4 separate regions of the Homo sapiens genome follow, and regions 1, 2 and 4 are each linked to region 3. The links are chromatin contacts, found by Hi-C or POLR2A ChIA-PET in ENCODE. All regions are on one chromosome and are shown on one strand. Each heading gives the region's core, a stretch centred on a gene start or an enhancer-like site at or near the end of the contact. The rest is flanking DNA. Distances are from core to core; before and after follow the strand shown. Region 1 holds the start of GLTC1 (glycolysis associated regulator of LDHA post-transcriptional modification 1). Region 2 holds the start of CHKA (choline kinase alpha). Region 3 holds the start of AIP (AHR interacting HSP90 co-chaperone). Region 4 holds the start of RBM4B (RNA binding motif protein 4B).

What was found. Hi-C counts contacts between places; a loop is a spot of excess contacts on that map. ChIA-PET counts read pairs that join two places held with the same protein, here RNA polymerase II (POLR2A). Pooled maps may share reads with other maps.
Region 1: a pooled map shows a loop between it and region 3 (8-fold over the local background). The contact joins the promoter of GLTC1 here to the promoter of AIP in region 3. A Hi-C loop is called at or near these places in 8 of 50 pooled maps. POLR2A ChIA-PET finds 5 or more read pairs at or near these places in 2 of 52 experiments (A673 and OCI-LY7).
Region 2: a loop to region 3 is called in a pooled map, with 5 times the contacts of the local background. The contact joins the promoter of CHKA here to the promoter of AIP in region 3. A Hi-C loop is called at or near these places in 2 of 37 single-sample maps with no recorded cell type and 5 of 50 pooled maps. POLR2A ChIA-PET finds 5 or more read pairs at or near these places in 1 of 52 experiments (Panc1).
Region 4: a map of naive thymus-derived CD4-positive, alpha-beta T cell shows a loop between it and region 3 (8-fold over the local background). The contact joins the promoter of RBM4B here to the promoter of AIP in region 3. A Hi-C loop is called at or near these places in 1 of 168 maps with a recorded cell type or tissue (naive thymus-derived CD4-positive, alpha-beta T cell) and 6 of 50 pooled maps. POLR2A ChIA-PET finds 5 or more read pairs at or near these places in 2 of 52 experiments (HEK293 and activated T-cell).

Annotation. Positions count from the first base shown.
Region 1 is chr11:68,029,184-68,032,201 of GRCh38, forward strand. It overlaps GLTC1 (glycolysis associated regulator of LDHA post-transcriptional modification 1), which reads right to left and starts at 1,251. Exons shown (of 4, transcript NR_197583.1): 1 at 1,110-1,251; 2 at 101-237. It overlaps ALDH3B1 (aldehyde dehydrogenase 3 family member B1), which reads left to right. Exons shown (of 10, transcript NM_000694.4): 10 at 1-93. It overlaps NDUFS8 (NADH:ubiquinone oxidoreductase core subunit S8), which reads left to right and starts at 1,498. Exons shown (of 7, transcript NM_002496.4): 1 at 1,498-1,550; 2 at 2,969-3,018. The coding sequence starts at 2,969. RefSeq lists enhancers at 1,239-1,533, 1,525-1,704.
Region 2 is chr11:68,120,124-68,123,126 of GRCh38, forward strand. CHKA (choline kinase alpha) reads right to left here and starts at 1,265. Exons shown (of 12, transcript NM_001277.3): 1 at 705-1,265. The coding sequence starts at 1,054. CHKA-DT (CHKA divergent transcript) reads left to right here and starts at 1,765. Exons shown (of 4, transcript NR_183630.1): 1 at 1,765-2,080. RefSeq lists enhancers at 1-119, 260-389, 1,238-2,003, 2,004-2,770 and silencers at 540-669, 1,240-1,669, 2,020-2,119.
Region 3 is chr11:67,481,194-67,484,439 of GRCh38, forward strand. It overlaps AIP (AHR interacting HSP90 co-chaperone), which reads left to right and starts at 1,833. Exons shown (of 6, transcript NM_003977.4): 1 at 1,833-2,064. The coding sequence starts at 1,966. RefSeq lists an enhancer at 1,675-1,734.
Region 4 is chr11:66,676,361-66,679,675 of GRCh38, forward strand. RBM4B (RNA binding motif protein 4B) reads right to left here and starts at 1,527. Exons shown (of 4, transcript NM_031492.4): 1 at 1,404-1,527; 2 at 308-731. The coding sequence starts at 719. RefSeq lists silencers at 1,140-1,249, 1,450-1,729.

The DNA of each region.
Region 1 (3,018 bases), core at 1-2,500, 550 kb after region 3:
ACTTTAGTCGGGAAGAGGGACAGGGGTGGACCTGAGTTTCGTCTCCTGTCTCTCTGGCTGATGTCACCTGAATAAAGCCTTCTTCCCTGGCAATACTTACATCTCAGTGATTTGCTTTCTGTGCATCTAGCAACAGGACTCTGGACCAAGGCCCTGGCGTTGGGTAACAATTCTGTAATGCTGCAGGACTTCCCCAATCCACGCAGGAATCCCCGCAGGCATCCACGCAGGAATCACCTGATGAAGGGCCAGGGTCAGGTGTGGGCCACCATCCCAAGACCTCCCTTCTCTCTAGGGCCAGCCCCTCTCCTCTGAGCACCTGCTGACCAGCCCAAAGCCCTCTCCACTCCTCAGCTTGAACTCCCCCAGGGTCTCCCTGTGGCCCACAGGTCCTTTGGAGGCTCGGGCATCTGCATGCAAATCCCAAACCACTGTCCCCTTTGCACACACTGAGCCTGCCCTTGTCCTCGTCCTGGTCTACCATGCGTGTCCTCCCTCTGCACGGGCATGGGACATGCCCTCTGCCTCCTTCCTGTCCTGGCCTGCCCAACTCCTACCTACCCTCAGCGCAGATCCTCCCAACACACACATGCAGGCAGCCTCGGGGCCTCTGCGGGTCCCTCTACCACAGCATTCCCGGGGAAAGGCCCGGCGTGGTGGCTCACGCCTGTAATCCCAGCACTTTGGCAGGCCGAGGCAGGAGGATCGCCTGAGTCCAGGAGTTCCAGACCAGCCTGGGCAACATGGCGAGACCCCGTCTCTACAAAAAATACAAAAATTAGCCGAGCCTGGTGGTGGCAGGCGACTGTGGTTCCAGCTGCTCGGGAGGCTGAGAAGTGAGGATCACCCGAGCCTGGGAGGTCGAGGCTGCAGTGAGCCGAGATCGCACCACTGCATTCCAGCCTGAGCCACAGAGCCAGATTGTCTCAAAAAAAGAAAAAAAAAAAAAAAAAAAAAAAAATTCGCTGGTAGGAAACATAGGCTGGTTGAGTACGGGAGTCATACAGATCAGGTGGATCAGGCGGCCGCACACCGCAGCTCTACGGCCCGGGAACGTTACTAAATACTCCCATGCCTCAGCTTCCCGCCTTAACGTGGTAACACGTTACTGTAGTTTCTCCACGCAGAGCTGCTGTGAGGATTAAAAGAGGCCGCGTGAGTTGAGCATCTCGTCGCCATTACCGTCATCACACGCCCCCCACCCAACCCGGCGGGCCCACCCTCTGCACCCACGGCGAAAGCACTCTTTCTAAACCACGCCCCGGATGTCCCGCCTCCAGCGGCTCGGAGGTCTTCACTTATTGGCCTCCCCAAACCAACATGGCGGCCCCCTACAAACTTCAAGCGCCGGTCTCTCCTAGCCAATCAAAAGAAAGATATTTCTGAATCCCGCCTCTTTCAGCAGCCTTGCTGGCCAATCAGACCACACCATGAAGCATCAATACAGAAAAGGGGGAACCCGCTGGCCCAATGGCAGCGTCCTACAGTGTAGCCTCCGCCTCCCGATTGACTGGCCTGCTTGGCAAGGCAAGTAGCGGCGGCGCTTCAAGGTGGGTGTTCACGTTTTGGCCGTGAAAGTCGGGCTTGGGCAGCGTGGCGTCGGGGGCGAGTGTGGTGTCCCCGTTGGCGCCGCCAGCTCTGCGCCTGGGCTTCCCCTCGGCTCACTCAGGATCCGCGGCCTCCGTGTCCTTCAGGTGCAGCGGGGAGCCGGCTCTCAGGGCGCATGCGCCGCCCGCTCTGCGCCACCGGCCTAGTTAGGGTCGGAGATCACTGGGAAGGTGGGGAAGGTGCTGGGTTGGGTCCCTGGAACTGCAGTCAGTGATCCAAAGGAGTGGGCCTGTTAGGGGGTTCACAGGTCGTGGGATGAGCTCTTATGAGCGCCGGCTAAGTGCCGGGCTCTGGGGTGCCCTTGGCATGTACGGGCTCCCCTAATTCCCAAGACCAACCGCCCCCAACCCACTTCATAGGTGAGAAGACGGAGGTCAGGTCACATCATCTGCCCAAGGTCACGCGGCAGGCTGGGGGACAGTTCCAGGAGGGCCTTGAAGCTGGGGAAAGGAATGTGGTACCGAGGACTGTTCAGGCCTTGAAGAGTTTCCAGCAGGGCAGGGCTGGGTTCCGATCCTCGGCCCACCTCCTTATCGTGTGACTTCCGACAAGTCACTTTTTTATCTTTTTTTTGAGACAAGGTCTCACTCTGTCGCCCAGGTTGGAGGGCAGTGGTGCAGTCTGGGCTCACTGCAACTTCTGCCTCCTGGGTTCAAGCGATTCTCCTACCTCAACCTCCCGAGTAGCTGGGATTATAAGTGCCCACCACCACACCTGGCTAATTTCTGTATTTTTTGGTAGGGACGGGGTTCCACCATGTTAGCCAGGCTGGTCTCAAACTCCTGACCTCAGGTGATCCACCTGCCTCAGCCTCCCAAAGTGCTGGGATTACAGGCGTGAGCCACCACACCCAGCCCTAGCGAGTCACTCAACAAACTGAGTCCCAGCGCCTTATTTGTGCCTCCCTCGTGGAGTCCTTGTAAGGATAGGATGGCAGCGCTTTCCACCCCTGGGCACGGTTCCTGGGGGAGGAGAGCTAACAAAGTTCGCTCTCAGTGCATGCTGGCGGGGGCTGGTAATGTTGTTTTTGGTTAGATTTGGGGAGGATGAAGGGAGGAGCAGAAAGGTGGGAAACAGGATCTCTGGGAGGGAGAAAGGAAGGATGGATTTAAAAGGTTTCTTAGGTGAGGCAGAACTTGGGGTCCACAGAAACTGAATTGTAGCTCAGCCAAGCTGAATCAGATGGAAAGCTGGGAGGCGCTGGGAACAGGAAAGCCATCTGTGCCTCTGACAGCAATGGGGTGCGAGTAGAGGGCAAAGTGACACATGTCAGTGGAGACTTGGGATCCTTGCGGTGCCAGTCTCAGAAGAGGATGGTTCTTGGGCACACCCCACCCTCCATCCCTTTTTATGCCACCAGATGCGCTGCCTGACCACGCCTATGCTGCTGCGGGCCCTGGCCCAGGCTGC
Region 2 (3,003 bases), core at 15-2,514, 640 kb after region 3:
AGGCTGAGGCAAGGAGAATCGCTTGAACACGGGAGGCCGTGGTTGCAGTGAGCCGAGGTCGCGCCACTGCACTCCAGCCTGGGGACCAAGAGCGAAACTCCGTCTCAAAAAAAAAAAAAAAAGGAAAAAACATTTCTACCTTACTCTTATTTTAGGAGCCACGCCTCCCACCTTTGTCTAGTAACACAGCTATAGTGATGTCTCTTAGGGGATGAGAAAATGCTACTCCTCCACTAACAATGACTCTTGGAGAGGGAACAAGACATCAAATCGCGAACTCGAAAAACTAACAGAAAAAAGTTAAAAAGTGGTTTGTGTTTTTAAAGCCAGCCACAACACCTTCATTCAAGGCCCTAAACCGCAGAGACTTTCTAGACCTATCTTAAGCGTCAGTACCACACGCACTTCGTGATGGAACGGTATTGTTCTCCTAGAACAGACCCGTTTTCTCATGAAACCGACGTTTTTACAAAAGCCTGTTTGTGGACGGCCTGCGGCGGCCGCGAACCCGCTTCCCTTGGATTACCCAGGGCTGGGAGAAGGAGGGCTTTCGCCGGCTGCGGTCCCCGGTCCCCGGCCTCCGCCCCGGCCCCGGCTCCCCCGGCCCCCGACCCCCCCGGCCCACGCCCCCTGCCCGGACCCCGCCCCGGCCCCGCCCCGCGTCACCTGACTGTCCCGCGGCCCCCAGACCCGGCGCCACCGACCTGATGACACTGATGTGGAACTCGTCCTCGCGGAGGCCCCGCCAGGCGCCGGGCAGGAACTCCTTGCACCACAGATAGGCCCTGCGCCGCGTCCGGGGCTCCGGCTGCTCGTCTGCGGGCGGCTGCGGCGGCGGGGGCTGGGGCAGCGGCAGCGGCAGCGGCAGCGGCGGCGGAGGGGGCAGCGCGAGCGGCGGCTGTTGGCCGCCCAGCTGCTTGGACTCGAGGTCGCTGGCGGCGTCGCGCTGCTGCCCCACGCCGGGCGCCGGGGCCGCGCTGCCGCTACCGCAGCTCAGCAGCAGCCCGAGCGGCGAGGGCTCCGCCTCGCCCCCGGTGCAGAATTTGGTTTTCATGCCCGACAGGCGGCCGAGGAGGCGCGGGCGGCCGCAGCGCGAGAGGACTAGGCTCAGAGTCCGGCCGGGCGCCCCCTCGCCGCTCTCTCACTGGCAGGCCGGCGGGGCAGGGGGCCGCGGCGGTTGGGCGCGCGGGGCGGCGGCGGCGGCTGCGGCGACTGCGGCGACTGTGGAGCGGGGATGTGCTGCTGGCCGCTGCACTCGCTCCTCTGCCGCCGCCGCACGAGGAGCGCCGGCCGCGTCACAGCCCGCCCTCGCGCTCGCCACTGATTGGCCGCCGTCCGCCGGCCCGGCGCATCATAACCGCCGCCGCCCTCGCCACACCGCCTCCCCATTGGCTGCGGCGCCGCCCCCAACCCAGAGCGCTGCGGCCTCCGTGAGCGGGGCCTGGGCGAAGGGGGCGGGGCGTCGAGGGGGCGCCCCGGCGGTCGCAGGGAAGGGGGAGAGGGGAGCGAGGCGCGGGGGGCGCCGGGAGAGCGCCTCCGCGGTGGGACGGAGCCGGACTGGGCCGAGCGAGGGAGGCTCCTGAGCCTCGGAGGACCCCGGGGTTGGCTTTGGGAGCTGAAAGTTTCCTTGGACCCCTCGGAAGCCCCGTGACATCAGAGGCCGGGCCTGGCAGGGGCAGGCAGGAAACGTGTCTGGAGGCTACTGCCCTCTCCGCGTGACCTTGGGCGAGCAGCCTCCTCCTGGGGCTCAGTGGGTGTGATTTTGTAACATTTCCCAGCGCTGCCACAGGCGCGTCTCGCCCTGTCCAACGCGGAGCCCGAAGAATTACTAAGAAACCGAGGTCTGAAGGAGGGAAGAGGTGACGGGCTCGAGGCCACACGGTGGGCCAGGCTGGGCCCGGCTGCACGCCGGCTACCGGGGCCCAGCCCTCTGCACGCCTCCCGCAGCCTCAGTTTCCCTGTCCGTGGTACTGAGGATGCTCGGGCCTAGAAGTTCAGGGCTGGAGGCCCAGGGACCGTCGAGGGAGGGGCATCATCCCCGCCATGGGGCCGCCGCAACTGCCCAGAGCACAGGCCAAAGGTGCGTGCCACGGGGCTACTGGCGTTGTGGACGCTGCCCCTGCCTCCCCATCCCCCGCAGGAAACAGCCTTGTGACCGTGACTAACGCACCTTTGCCGGGGTAGAGGGGCAAGGGCCCCTGCTACCGTTTGCCACACACTGCCCCATGTCCCTCACTGCTCCCGTCCTTCCTAGAAGTGAGGTGCTGATACATATAAAAATTATGGATCCCATTTTATGGGACATGAGCTGAAACAGGAGGTTTCCTGGGCTGCCAGGGGCTTAGGAAATCCAGTGCCTGATACACAGGAAATGCTTCTATGTGGGGAGTTCACAGTCTTCCAGAAGCAAAAATGTTTTTTGGTTTTTTTTTTGAGACGGAGTCTTGCTCAGTCGCCCAGGCTGGAGTGCAGTGGCACGATCTCGGCTCACTGCAACCTCCGCCTCCCGGGTTCACGCCATTCTGCTGCCTCAGCCTCCCGAGTAGCTAGGACTACAGACGCCCGCCACGACGCCTGGCTAATTTTTTTTTTTTTTTTTTTTTTTTTTTTGTATTTTTAGTAGAGACGGGGTTTCATCGTGTTAGCCAGGATGGTCTCGATCTCCTGACCTCGTGATCCGCCCGCCTCGGCCTCCCAAAGTGCTGGGATTACAGGAGTGAGCCACCGCGCCCGGCCGCAAAAATCTTTTAGAGTGTGTACTTGGCTGAACTTGCTCCACGCAAAATGGTCTTATTTAAGGATAAAAATGAAAGGGGACTTTTGTAAGGCTGCTGTGGCGACAGGCCTGGAAGTTGACCTGCAGGGAGGTAGGAGAGACCAAGGCCCCTGGGACGGAGGCCGGCCACTGGATGTTTGAAAGGCTGAGAAGCCAAGGGCTTCAATCTGGGGAGGCCGTTTGGATAAAGGAGCCAAGGACTTTCTCTAAAAATACCGGCTCACAGG
Region 3 (3,246 bases), core at 583-3,082:
CATTCTGCTGTCATTTTTTTTTTTTTTTGAGATGGAGTCTTGCTCTGTCGCCCAGGCTGGAGTGCAGTGGCGCGATCTTGGTTCAATGCAACTTCTGCCTCCTGGGTTCAAGCGATTCTCCTGCCTTAGCCTCCCGAGTAGCTGGGATTACAGGCACGTGCCACCATACCCAGCTAATTTTTGTATTTTTCGTAGAGATGGGGTTTCTCCATGTTGGCCAGGCTGGTCTCAAACTCCTGACCTCAGGTGATCTGCCTGCCTTGGCCTCCAAAAGTGCTGGGATTACAGGTGTGAGCCACCGCGCCCGGCCCTGCTTTCTGTCTTTGTGAATCTGACTACTCTAGGTACCTTACATAAGTAGAATAATACAGTATTTTCCTGTATGTGACTGGTACTGTTATTTCACTTAGCATATTGATGCTTTTTTTTTTTTTTTGAGATGGGGTCTCACTCTATCACCCAGGCTGGAGTGCAGTGGTGCGATCTTGGCTCACTACAACCTCCATCTCCTGGGCTCAAGCAATCCTCCAGCCTCAGCCTGCTGAGTAGCTGGGACCACAGGCGTGCACCACCACACCACCTAATTTTTTGTATTTTTGGTGAAGATGGTATTTTGCCATGTTGTCCAGGCTGGTCTTGAACTTGTGAGCTCAAGGAGATCCAGGAGATCCACTTGCCTTGGCCTCCCAAAGTGCTGGTATTAGAGGCATAAGCCACCACACCTGCCCCATACTGATGCATTTTTACATGACATTAGTGAATTCAATTAGCCTAGTATTTTATTTAGAATGTTTCATATCAGCTGGGCGCTGTGGCTCACGCCTGTAATCCCAGCACTTTGGGAGGCCGAGGTGGGCGGATCACGAGGTCCGGAGATTGAGACCATCCTGGCTAACACGGTGAAACCCTGTCTCTACTAAAAATACAAAAAATTAGCCGGGCATGGTGGCGGGCGCCTGTAGTCCCAGCTGCTCGGGAGGCTGAGGCAGGAGAATGGCGTGAACCCGGGAGGCAGAGCTTGCAGTGAGCTGAAATTGTGCCACTGCACTCCAGCGTGGGTGACAGAGCGAGACTCCGTCTCAAAAAAAGAAAAACAAAAGTTGTTTTAGCCCCAAAGTACCTCATTTCTCTTTTCTTTTAATTTAATTTTTTTTTTTTGTTTTGTTTTGAGACAGCATCTCGCTCTGTCGGCTAGCCTGGAGTGCAGTGGCACGAACACGGCCCACTGCAGCCTCGAACTCCTGGGCTCAAGCGATCCTCTCGCCTCGGCCTCCCAAAGTGGTGGGGTTACAGGGCCACCGCGCCCGGCGCTAAAGTACCTCATTTCTATCATTCATCGATTATTCCCTAATATTAATTGGGCACAACTATGACTCATTTCCGACCCCGCAATGGGCTCTCTTGGTCTCCTTCTCCACCTTTCTTTCCCTCTTCCTCTTTTTATTTTTTGAAAGAGGAAGATCCAGGATGCAAGAGTCCCGACAATCATACTAGATATGCGAAAGAGAAAAAGCCGGAAGAAAATACACAAAAATCATAACACTTTGAGGGTGTGGCTTACGGGTGTTTTTTTTTTTTTTCATTTTCCTAACTCTGCAGTGCTGTTATATTCCATCCACAACTTCAAACAAAGTGCCACACGGCCGCAGTCCCAATCAATTCAATGACAATTGTTAGGGACGTCCTCGTCCCGCCCGGCCCGCGGACCCCGGCCCTTCCTCCTTGACAGGCTGGGGTCCAGCCCCGAGACATTCCTAGGCTCCGCCCCCGAGCAGACGCGCGCGCTCAGCCCCAGCGCAGAGAACCAATCACCATCCGTTTCCACGCTCAGTCCCTTTTGGCTTCTGCCCTCAACCAAAATGGCGCTAGCTCGGAAGCTGCCGAGGTGCTAGGAGTTGCCGAAGCAAGTCCGGAAGCTACCGAGCGAGTCCGGAAGTTGCCGAAAGGGAGCAGCGGGGAAGGAGGATGGCGGATATCATCGCAAGACTCCGGGAGGACGGGATCCAAAAACGTGTGATACAGGAAGGCCGAGGAGAGCTCCCGGACTTTCAAGATGGGACCAAGGTTCGTGTCTACCCTACCCTTCTCCCCCTCTGCGGCGTGGTGCGCATGCGAGGCGGGAGGAGGCCTTAGGCGAGAGGTTGCGCATGCCCAGAGGGCAGCGTCCACTGCCCCTACCGCTCACATGCAGAACTCGACGCTGATTGGGCTGAATTTAAGTAGGGGGTGAATTCGGGCCTGTCTGCCCCGCCCCCTGGCTCGGCCTTGTAGCAGCATTGGTGGGGGAGGCCGTCAGTCATCACAAGCGGGTTGGGGTTGGGGGTTGATCTCAGTGCTTGGGCAGACCCCACGCTGGAGGAAACCCAGGGCCGGGAGTGGTCCTCGGGTATCTGGGTTTCAAGGCTCATGATCCTTTGTAGATGGAAGGGCCTTCTGAAAACACTTAGACCAACTGCCGCTGTTTAGAGTGGAAAACCAAGACCCTGGGACGTGCAAAGCCGGAGAACGGGCCCAGAGGTCAGGTCTCCCAGACAGGGACTCTTTAGCAGCCTTCCTGCTGCACTAGGGGCTTGTTGGGACAGATGAGGGTTGGGAAGTAAAGAACCTCCCACTTTTCTCCTTTTTGCCAGGCCCCCAGATCCAGCCCCTCTGCCCGCTTCTCCCCCAACCTACAACTCCAGGCTTCCCTGCTTCTCCTGTAGTTGCCTCCTCCCGGAGTGCTTTTCCCAGCTGCCACTTGTTTGCAGAGTAGGGAACCTCCCAGGGGCAGCCCCTGTGCCCAGCAGAGCAGTCAGGCAGGACATGCACATTGAGCAAATGAGCACATGCCCCCTGGCCAGCACCGTGCCGAATCGGGCAGCTAAGCATCCTAGCCCAGTGCAGTATAAGTGCCCTGAGAGCAGAGGGGAGCTGCATGGCTGGAGTGATCCGCTGTATGAAAAGATATCTTCTCTAAGAAGAGACAGGATGTGTGGTGTGGGTTCATGCCCCCATGTGCTGGGGGGTTGGTGGCGTTGGAAGAAGGGGCTGGCAAGGGGGATCCTGGATGGAACAGACATCAGAAGGAGAGATGTGAACAATGGCACCCCAAGATCAGAAACAGGTGGTGTTAAATAACCAATCGCCAGCACTGATTGAGTGCTCACTATTCGAACATTGTGCTACATGCTTCACACGTTTATTTCCTACAATGTGAGATAGGTACTGTTGTTGATTCCGTTTTACCGATGTGGAAACTGACTTCAG
Region 4 (3,315 bases), core at 277-2,776, 810 kb before region 3:
AGGTACTCGTTTCCCCAAGCAGATTACACTTCCAACAGCACTCGAATCAATGCAAGAATCCCGCAGGGTAAAGTAACCCACAGTTTGTGATTCTATGCAGTCGGTGAGCAACATCTTAGCAAACCTGAAAAGGGGAAGTGTTTGCTTCCCCAGGGGTAAATTATGCTTAAGAGCGGTAAACATAATCTATTATTTCCAGCTAAAACAGAATGGAAGAGACCACCCAGCAAGTTCTATAGTCTTGTGTTCTTGCCTGTTTTGAGCTAGACCCCACTCGGCGCTACTACCCAGGCCCAGAGCAGTTCACCTTGAAACTCTGTGTTGTCAAGGCCCCTGATGGCCTCCACTGCATCCTCTGCCCGCTCCATGTGTACGAAGGCATAATCTTTCACGATGTCACATTCGATGACCGGACCATACTCCTCAAACTTGGCTCGAAGCTCTTGGTTGGTACAAGTGGGGCTGATGTTACCCACGTGTAACTTGGTTGAAGCTTTGCTCTTATTCTTGCTGGCTTCCACGTTGATGTTCACCCCATGAAGCTTGTAATGGTGCAGGTTGCGTATGGCATCCTCAGCTGCCGTCTTGTCTTCTATGTGCACAAAGCCGTAATTCTTAATGATGTCACATTCCAGCACCTTCCCATACTGCTCGAAGAGTGAGCGAATCTCCTGCTCTGTAGCCTCCCGGGGAAGGTTTCCGATGAACAGCTTCACCATCCTGACAAGAGCCTGGGAGAGAAACACAAGACTTCAAAAGTCAGGGGTGTGGTGGGAAATTTCGGTGCACTGCAGCATTTTCGTCTAATCCTCCAAAGTTCTTGCACCTTCAAGACCCTCGTACAGACATTCATTATTCTTCCTCAATAGAAGAAGGGCGGTTTGTTCTCGAGAAGTGCGAGCTATGCGTGACATGCAAACAGGAGGTCGAGGGTCAGCATGCATAGCCCAGTCTATCATCTCCGTGAAGTGGAGCGCAATGAAATACCAGAATTAGCTGCTTCATGTCTTAAAATGAGGGAAGAGAAAAGCCCAAGCAAAGGCAAGGGGCATCAATCGCAGTGCGCCTGGTAACAAGGTTTTGGAGGGAAATCTGTGTACCTCTCCTGCGCGCACTAGCGCCTTTCAAGATACTCTAAAAAGAAAAAAGTCCCCTTTCCCCCAAACCGGGGACCAACCACCTCGCCCCCAGCGGCCCACCCTCCAGCTTCTTCGCCCCAACAAAGACTCGACCCGACCCCTGCCCCGCCTCCTTCCGGAGACCCGGCCCCGCCTCCTCCCGTTGTCTTCCCAGACCTCCCGCTGCAAAATGAGAAACCCAAATCCGGGCCGTGCAGTCTGCCGGAGGCCCGGCCCGACCCGCCCCCGAGCTCCCCACATCACACACACACGACCCCCTCGCACCTCCGGGTGGCGGCAGCGACGGCGGCTCCCACGTCAGAGAGAACCTTACAAAATGGCGACGGCCGCTCGAGCCTGGACGCGACCGGGCCCTTTCTCGCGCGCCAGCTCACGCACGCGCGAGTGCGCGCTGCTTCCCTCCCCTTCCCCTCGCGGGAGCCGAGTGACCAATCCCGAGGCTGCATACAAATGACCACGCAGCACGGGGGCGGGGCCTGTTGGTGGTGGCGCGGCGCCGCGGAGGTCAGCCCACCCCCAGCCCCAGCCAGCCAGTCACCACCCTGGAAAGGGTCGCCACTGCTGCGTCAGAGGGGCTCTGAACGCAACCACTGCCTAGAAAAGCGGAGGCCTTGGGGAGTCGCTCACCACAATGGGTCCTGCTCTTGGGCCCTTTGAGGGGGGCGGGGAGCTAATGACAGAGGAATCTCCCCGAGGGCCCTAAAAAGGGGCTTTTGTAGCGGGCTGGCCGGCTTCTGTGGCAGCTTGGGGCAACATTTCAAAAATACAGGTGCGCCACATTTTAAGCAAAACTAGTCATTGTTTTGTAGCGCTTTAAACATTATTTTAAAGTTTGTCATTGCAGAGGTGTTATTTATTGCTACGGAAACTGAGAACCAAGGGGCAGAAAGATAACCTGGCAGAACTGGGACAGGCCTAAGAGGCATTGCTACCCAGGCTACGCTTAGTCATGTTTTGTTTGCTCGTGAGTATCCGTGGTCTGATTCTCTCTCACTCATTGTGTGTCCATCACAGTCCTGGTCTGTGGTGAGCACGCCAGAGGAATACTTGGTGGAGAGGCCCAGCGAGGTCCCTAGTTCTGGGTGGGACAGGGTCTCCTCGTACACACCAAGCTGGAAGTCTAGGCAACTGAGTTTCCCGACTGTCTAGCATTCAAAATTCAGCTGTGGTCCAAGGGCACCTCCTGGCGGTAAAAACAAGCTTAGGCGTGCCAGGTGCGGCGGCTCACGCCTATAATCCCAGCACTTTGGGAGGCCAAGGCGGGCGGATCACGAGTTCAGGAGTTCGACACCAGCTTGGCCAACATGGTGAAACCCCGTGTCTACTAAAAATACAAAAAATAGCCCGGCGTGGTGGCGGGCGCCTGTAATCCCAACTACTCGGGAGGCTGAGGCAGGAGAATCGTTGGAACCCGGGAGGCGGAGGTTGCAGTGAGCCGAGATGGCGTCACTGCACTCCAGCCTGGGTGACAGAGCAAGACTCGGTCTCAAAAAAAAAAAAAAAAGAAGTTTAGGCTGATTCCCCACTGTCACCTTCCAGCAAAGAGTAGCCTTTTATGGAGATTGATGGATTGGGTTTATCTCCTAGTAGAGCCCGCCAGGGAGGTTGTCAGCCACCATTCCTCATTTTAGTGGCTCCATAATGGCTTCTCTGATACCATCTGGGACACATTCCCCAGGCTGCCCTCTTCCACCCCAGCTACTTGGATATGTTCTTTACCTGAGTTCTTTTTGTTTCTCAGCCATTTCAGAAGAGGCACTGTCCTTCCAATTTTATTTTATTTTTATTTTTTGTTTAATTTTTTAAAGACAGAGTCTCACTGTGTCGCCCAGGCTGGAGGGCAGTGGTGCGATCTCGGCTTACTGCAACCTCCACCTCCTGCGTTCAAGCCATTTTCCTGCCTCAGCCTCCCGAGTAGCTGGGACTACAGGCGTGCGCTACCCCCCAGCTAATTTTTGTATTTTTAGTAGAGACAGGGTTTCACCGTGTTGGCCAGGCTGGTGTCGAACTCCCGACCTCAAGCGATCCGCTGGCCTTGGCATCCCAAAGTGTTGGGATTACAGGCGTGAGCCACCTCGCCCGGCCCTTAACTATTATTACTATTATTTTTGAGTCAGGGTGTCACTTTGTTGTCCAGGCTAGAGTGCAGTGGCACCATTATGGCTCACTGTAGCCT